2 separate regions of the Homo sapiens genome follow, and region 1 is linked to region 2. Evidence: chromatin contacts called from ENCODE Hi-C or POLR2A ChIA-PET data. All regions are on one chromosome and are shown on one strand. The core of a region is the stretch at or near the end of the contact, and the rest is flanking DNA. Distances in the headings are between cores, read along the strand shown. Region 1 overlaps OTUD5 (OTU deubiquitinase 5). Region 2 holds the start of TBC1D25 (TBC1 domain family member 25).

Region 1 (3,821 bases), core at 303-2,802, 400 kb after region 2:
GGGAAACACACCACACTGATTATAAGGTATACCCTAAGTTTGGAATCATTAACGTGGAAGAAAATATACATCTCCAAACCAAGGAAAACAGCAATAGTACTACCCCAACAAGGGAGAATAGAAGGATTTCTCCAATAATATAAGGCAGGAAAAGCATCTAAGCACAGAGCTAAACACATAGGAAGTACTCAACAAGAATTCATTTTTGGCCAGGTGTGGTGGCTCACGCCTGTAATCCCAGCAATTTGGGAGGCCGACGCAGGTGGATCACCTGAGGTCAGGAGTTCAAGACCAGCCGAGCCAACATGGTGAAACCCTATCTCTACTAAAAATACAAAAAATTAGCCAGGCAGGGTGGTGGATGCCTGTAATCCCAGCTATTTGGGAGGCTGAGGCAGAAAAATCGCTTGAACCCGGGAGGTGGAGGTTGCAATGAGCCAAGATCACACCACTGCACTACAGCCTAGGCAACAAGAGCGAAACTCTGTCTCAAAAAAAAAAAAAAGAATTCGTTTTTCTGACTTTCCTAGCTCCACCTCTGTCCTCCAGAAAGCCCTCCTCTTCCCAGAAGGCTGGCACACAGGGCTGGGGGCCAGGCTTGACTTCCCTGTGGAGGGGTCTGAGGTTGGGGGGATGACCTGCAGAGGTAGGGGAATTCAGAGAACTTGTTTTGATAGAAACTGAAACTCCTCCTCTTGCTGACGCTGCACTTGTGGGCAATCTGCACCTGTTCTCCCCTCCCAGAGGCCAGCTGGAAGGGGGTCCCCCACCATTCTACCTCTGTTCCCATCTCAAACAGGGCTCAGAAATCCTCAGTACAATACTACAATTGGTCCCACACCAAAGACTTTTCACACTCCAACTCATTCTATCCTTACCAAAACACTCTTACTTTACCCAGGAGACACAGAAATGTGGCAAAGCTTGCCTGGGATCACAGATTTAGGGGGAGTGAAGGGGAGGCCAGGCTCTCAAAGGGTAACTGCTGGCCCCAGCTGATATTACCACCTTCACCCCAATCCAGCCACCATCTTAGTCACCTTACTCCCTGGGGCAGGACCTGATCTTGTGTGCCTCAGTTTCCACACCAGCACAAGCAGGAATCAGCTAGAACCCAGGAAAGGCATGGGAGAGGGCAGAGATTATAGATATCAGGGGCTGCATCTCTCCCTAGGGCCACAGAGGCCAATATGAACCTTACCCTCCCCATACACACCCCACTTCTTTCCTTTTTCTGGACACACAGAGACACCAGTATAGAAATGCACATGTGTATACACATACAGCAGAGACTGCCAAAGATGCTCCCTGAGGCCAAATGCTCACCCAACAAATCCCACAACAGAGAACTATCACATTCAATGAGTAGATGCCCTTGCCACTTCAGGAAAGACTGAAGATGTGAGGCTCTATAAACTGAGGGACCCCCTACCCCACCAACCTCCTTCCTGGCCTCTGGCAGGGTAGGTGGAGGGCAGGGGAAATAACCAAGAGCTCTAACAGACTAGCCTCAACCTCTCTCCTCTGTTGCCCGGGGGAAGTCCTTATGTAACTAATGTAATGTAACCAATAATGTACCCAGATTTATGTTAAGAAGCAAGACATGAGAGCCTGGATTATCTTCCTATAGGGTCCTACCATTTGCTTTAGAGACATCTGAGAACTGCCTACTCCCCAGGTAGCTGCCTGCCTCCCAGAAGAGCCACAGCAAGTTCCGCTAAGGGCAAAAAAGGAAGCTAGGTGTCTACAGGGAACCTAAAAACAAACCACACTAACGTGTGTACACACAGCTGCAGAGGGAGACAGGGACCTGGTCTGCTCCCCACTACCCTCCTGGTCCAGTGGGAACCCTGGCCCCACTGAGAACCAATCTCCTGAGGAGATGAGCCAGGACAAAGGTCTCACTTGCCTGTCAAGCAGCTGTGGTGTGACCTGGTCTGTAGCCCCAACTACCCCAACTAGCATACCCTCAGTGGGAGAGACAGAACTCATCCCACTGGATAGTCTGGTTCCTGAGATGTGTGCTCCTCTGCTCAAGGATTCCCACTGCAAGGATGAGAAACCTGAAGGATACACGGGAGAGGCTGAAGGAAGCTGGTGTACAGGAAATGGCCCGTGGGAATCTTCTTTCTGTGGCCTGGTTCAACCTCAAATACCAATGTTCTGACACTGGTTGTATGACCTAGATAGGGTAGGGTCTTGGCTTTCTCTTGAGGCCTCAGTTTCCCCATTTATAAAACAATCAAAATTGATCTCAGATCCATCCCTCCTAGTGCTGATGTTCCAAGACCAAAAGGCCCAGAAGAGTGGGCCTAGCTAATGTTTCTGGGCCTCATCGTGGTAACATGCACAGCCCTTGCCACTCCCCCATGGCCCATGTAGAAACAACCATGTGGCCTTCACTCTGCCCACAGAAGCTAGCACCAGGACCCTGGTCAGGGTTAGAGGTTTCTGCTGAGTCAAAGCCACATGGAGGGAGGGAGCAAGGGAGAGATGCAGAGTCATGTTTCCAGGAGGAGGTTATCTGAGCATAACAGGGACAGGGTGGGCCACAGGATACCTCTGAGGCTCAGGTTCCCACCTCCACTCCACCCAAGCCTTCAATGATGCTCATGAATCCCCAATAAGAGGAGGTGGGAGAGAACTGAGCGCAAGCAATGGATATTGCTTAACTCAGGGGAACCAATGGCAGGCAGGCAGCTACCTGGGGAGTAGGCAATTCTCAGAAGTCTCTAAAGCAAATGGTAGGACCCTATAGGAAGATAATCCAGGGGAACAGAAGGCAGAAAGCCACCTGCCTCAAGACTCCCAACAACAGAGGGCCACGTGCTCCTACTTGGAGGAGGTAAGGTCCAGAGAAGTCAAGGAACACAGCCAAGGTCATCCAGCCAGTTGACAACCAAGCTAAGAAGCTAAGGATCCTAGGATCATAAAAAGAATGTGTCCTGGCCGGATGCGGTGGCTCATGCCTATAATCCCAACACTTTGGGAGGCCAAAGCGGGTGGATCACAAAGTCAGGAGTTTGAGACCAGCCTGACCAACATGGTGAAACCCCATCTCTGCTAAAAACACAAAAATTAACCAGGTGTGGTGGTGCACGCCTGTAATCCTAGCTACTCAGGAGGCTGAGGCAGAAGAATCACTTGAACCCGGGAGGCAGAGGTTGCAGTGAGCCGAGATCACGCCACTGCACATTCCAGCCTGGGCGACAGAGGGAGACTCCATCTCAAAAAAAAAAAAAAAAAAAAAAAAAAAAAAAAAAAAAAGAATGCGTGTCCTTTGGACACCTCTGGGTTCCCAGGCCAGCTCTGGCTAATGGCCCTGAGCATGTCATTTCCCTTTCTATGCTTCAATCTTTTCACCTGTCTCATGGGATAATGATCCAAGTTTTGCAGTGAGCCTGAAGCACCCAGCTGAATGCCTAGCACACAGCAGGGGTCAAGGAAACAGTGCCCTCTATGTTTGCAGCCCCCGCCCAACTCCAACTCTCTGCTCCACGTTCCTTCCACTATTCAACACATGGCAGGAAGTCAGCCTGTAGGGCTTCACACTACAGTCTAAGCTGACTGCCATCTGTCCCCATCCAGGCGAGGCTGGAAACGGGGGCAGCAAAAAGCCCAGGGACAAAGTCCCCTTCCCAGGCACATGTATTATGCACTCTGCACCAAGGAAACCTCCAGATAAGGTCTAGAGACCAAGGGCCATGTACTTCGGGGGAGAGGCCAGAGGACTTCTGAGGTTTTACAGAGAAAAGCCAAAGGCAGCCCAGTCAGGGGAAATGTGTAGCCATAGTGCCGATAAGGAAAGGCCTTCAACCTGC
Region 2 (3,371 bases), core at 774-3,273:
CACCTCAGCCTCCCGAATAGCTAGGAGCACAGGTGCGCACCATCAGACCCAGCTAATTTTTTTTTTTTAATTTTGTAGGGACAGGGTCTTCCTATGTTGCCCAGGCTGGTCTCAAACTCCCCGGCTCAAGCGATCTTCCCACTTCGGCCTCCCAAAGTGCTGGGATTACAAGTGTGAGCCACTGTGCCTGACTCAGTTTATTTTTTAAAATTTTTCTTCATTTATTCTTGGCTTCTTCCATTCATTGTTTTGATCACTAACTATGTGCTCAGCACATTGCTGAGCCTTTTGCATGCTCTGCTGGGCATTCCCCATTTGCTCTTCCGGATCCATTATCCACCCTGCTCTGGGACCCCAAAAAGCTGATCTTTTATAGATGGTATCATTTGGGCCCCATTGATTGGTTCGTAGTTGAGCCTGGCCACTTCTCTTTCAACTGGTCCCTGGCAGTCAGTACCAACATTTTAGTCAGGTTTCAAAGAAATCTCTAGACCAAGCTGGACAGAGGGCTTTTCCAGTGATTCAGTGATTCCCCAAGATCTGAGAATGTGAAACTTGGAAAAGGGACACAAAGACCGGGGATCCTTTGAGCTGGTTCAATAATGGCAGAGCTTTAGAGATATGCTGCTGAGCTCCCTGGGTCTGTCTCGCTTTCTGCCTTCTGAAGGCTTGATTGTTAACTTCTTCCTGGGTTTCAATTAGAAGCATTAGTGTCCTTCCTGGAGTTGAATTACCTGGAAATTTGCCTCCTAGATGTGTAAACTTGGGAAAGTATGATCTCGTCAAGTTTCAGACAAAGGCAAACTAAAAAGCTAGAACTCCAGAGAGCATAATAGTGTTTTTTGGGGGCAAATTATTTAATGAAGTATAACATTCATACAGGAAGTACAAAAATCATCAGTGTACAAAATCTCCATGAATTTTCACAATGTGTAAACCATTTTCCTGTTTTATCTGACCTTACTAAGTCAGGGTATAAATTATTAATTTTTTTTGAAACAGGGCCTTGCTCTGTGGTGCAGGTTAGGGCAGTGGTGTGATCACCGCTCACTGCAGCCTTGACTTCCTGGGCTCAGCCATCCTGCCGCTTCAGCCTCCCGAGTAGCTGGGACTGCAGGTGTGCGCCACCACGTCCAGCTAATTGTTTAATTTTTTGTTAGAGACGGGGTCTCGCTGTGTTGCCCAGGCTGGTCTAGAACTCCTGGGCTCAAGCGATCAGCCCGCCTCGGCCTCCCAAAGTGCTGAGATTATAAGGCGTGAGCCACTGCACCCTGCTGAGTATATTTTTAAAAACACTTTACCCGAGGGCTGTGGCTCACACCTGTAATCCCAACACTTTGAGAGGCCGAGACGGGTGGATCACTTGAGGTCAGGAGTTCGAGACTAGCCTGGGCAACACAGCTAAACCCTGTTTATACAAGATATACAAAAATTGGCTGGGCGTGGTAGCACGCGCCTGTAGTCCCAGCTCTTGGGAGGCTGAGGCAGGAGGATCGCTTGATCATAGCTCACTTTGAGGCTACAGTGAGCTGTGATCGCGCCATTGCACTCCAACCTGGATGACAGAGCGAGACCCTGCCTAAAAAAATAAAAAAAAAAAGGATTTTTTTCTGTTCAGTGGATTCATTTGAAGCGAGGGCCACTGGTATTTGAAATAGATGACATCATCTGCCAGCAGAGGCGTGAGGCAACTTGAGGCGGGGTGTGGGCCTGACGTCATCACGCAGCCTCTTCCTTTCCCCGCCCCCTTCTCTTGGCGAACGAGGCGTCAGTTTAACACCTCCGTGAATCCGGAAGTATGCTGTCAAAACAACCAAACCACGGGGCTGGGGGAGGCGGGGCCTCAGTAGGCGTCTGCACGCTAGCTGAAATAGAGCAAAATGCCCGACTTTTGGGGGCGGGGCTCCTGGCAACAGCACTCTAGGCGCAGGCGCAGAGGCGACCTCCAGGCAGGGCCAGGTGGGAGGGACGGTGGGGGGTAGGGTCGCGCGGCGCCCTCTGCGCCTGCGCCCCGGCACGAGGTGGGGCGGCGGGCGTCAGTACAGTAGAGTGTGCGCCGGGGTGGGGGGCAACGGTCAGCCGTCACCCTGAGACGGGCGGCGGCGGGATGGCAACAGCCTCCGGGGCCTCGGACTTGTCTGGCTCCGGAGCGCCCCCGCCCGGTGTGGGAGCTCAGGCGGCGGCGGCCGCTGAGGAGGAGGAGCGAGAGGTGGTGCGGGTCCGAGTCAAGGTGAGGCTGGCGGTGAGTCGGCCCAGCCGCCGAGGCATCCCAGGGGAGGGGGAGGCGGTGGCTGTCATAGGATGGAGGGCGGGACCTGAGATTTCGGACATAACCTGAGCGGCGAAGCTTGAGGGCCAAGTGATGATGGCGAGGGGTAGGGAGGGCCTGAGAGCCTGAGAGCGTTAGCGACGTACCTTGGGGCGTGGGACTGAAAATAGAGGGACGAGGCGGGGGTCTATGGGATGAATGGGTGGAGCTTATAGACAAAGGGGAGGGGCTATGGGGCTGGAGGAGGGGCCGCAGTAGTTGAGGGTGGGGCTCTGAGGAATGAGAAGGTGCTGGCTCTGGAGTCAGTCAACCCATGTGTTGAGAGTGCACTTATGTGCAAGTTCCCACTTTGATGAGCTGACAGGCTCGTGGGTGGAGACAACTAAAGAAATGAGATGCTTCGGACACTAAAATAATGAAAAAGGTTATGAAATAGGGAGTCACGTTAGCCAAGGTTGTACAGGGAAATCCCCAGAGGAGGTATTGAAGGAGCAGAGACCCGAATAAAAGGAGTCAGCCATGTGCATATTAGAAGGGAAGAGTATTCTAGGCAGAAGGAATAGCAAGGGCAAAGACTAGAGGATGGGAATGAGCCTGGCATGTTCCCGTAGGTTCCTGATTGCTGGAGTGGAGAGAATGAGGGGAAGAGTGGTAGGAGGTGAATCAGAGCGCTAAGACAGAGACAGATCGCCAAGGGCCTTTGGTGTGTATGCTGAGGAAGAACGCTGTTGCCATAGTTCCAGTAAACAATGATGGTGGCTCCGACCAACCAGTGGCACTGGCAGTGATAAGAGGGTCCACACATCACTTCAGTGTAATAGAGCTCTAAGGTAGAAGTTTGACATTCAGAAAAAAGATGATGCCTGAGCTGGGCGTGAACCACGTGAAGAAAGTGGGAGGGATGTTCCAGACAGGGGATCAGCACAATCAATGGCCTGGAGTCAGGATGGTTTCAAGGTAACTTCTAACAGTTTGGTACTACTAGAGTGTAAAGTTCAAAAAACCTGGTGAGAGGCTGGCTGGGGCCCCATAGGCCCGCTTGCTGGGACTCTAGGGTTGCCATTGAAGAGATTGAAGCAGGGGAGTGTTGTAGGTAGATGTG

The links. A loop is a pair of places that touch in the nucleus more often than their neighbours do. ChIA-PET counts read pairs that join two places held with the same protein, here RNA polymerase II (POLR2A). Pooled maps may share reads with other maps.
Region 1: a map with no recorded cell type shows a loop between it and region 2 (8-fold over the local background). The contact joins the enhancer-like site here to the promoter of TBC1D25 in region 2. A Hi-C loop is called at or near these places in 2 of 37 single-sample maps with no recorded cell type and 7 of 50 pooled maps. POLR2A ChIA-PET finds 5 or more read pairs at or near these places in 4 of 52 experiments (B cell, activated B cell, activated T-cell and 1 more).

What each region holds. Positions count from the first base shown.
Region 1 is chrX:48,938,204-48,942,024 of GRCh38, forward strand. The region is part of intron 2 of OTUD5 (OTU deubiquitinase 5); the gene reads right to left. Among named protein-coding and RNA genes, the nearest start is that of OTUD5, 17 kb to the right of the region's middle. RefSeq lists enhancers at 412-911, 922-971, 2,102-2,361 and cis regulatory regions at 1,926-3,076, 2,251-2,751, 3,166-3,821, 3,505-3,821. Within about 2 kb of position 1,553, at least 6 of the 41 ENCODE cell types and tissues checked have a DNase peak (open chromatin) inside an H3K27ac peak, as active enhancers do; they include B cell, where a contact is called at or near this core.
Region 2 is chrX:48,537,691-48,541,061 of GRCh38, forward strand. It overlaps TBC1D25 (TBC1 domain family member 25), which reads left to right and starts at 2,024. Exons shown (of 6, transcript NM_002536.4): 1 at 2,024-2,230. The coding sequence starts at 2,108. RefSeq lists enhancers at 1,678-2,178, 2,179-2,679 and a silencer at 1,965-2,184.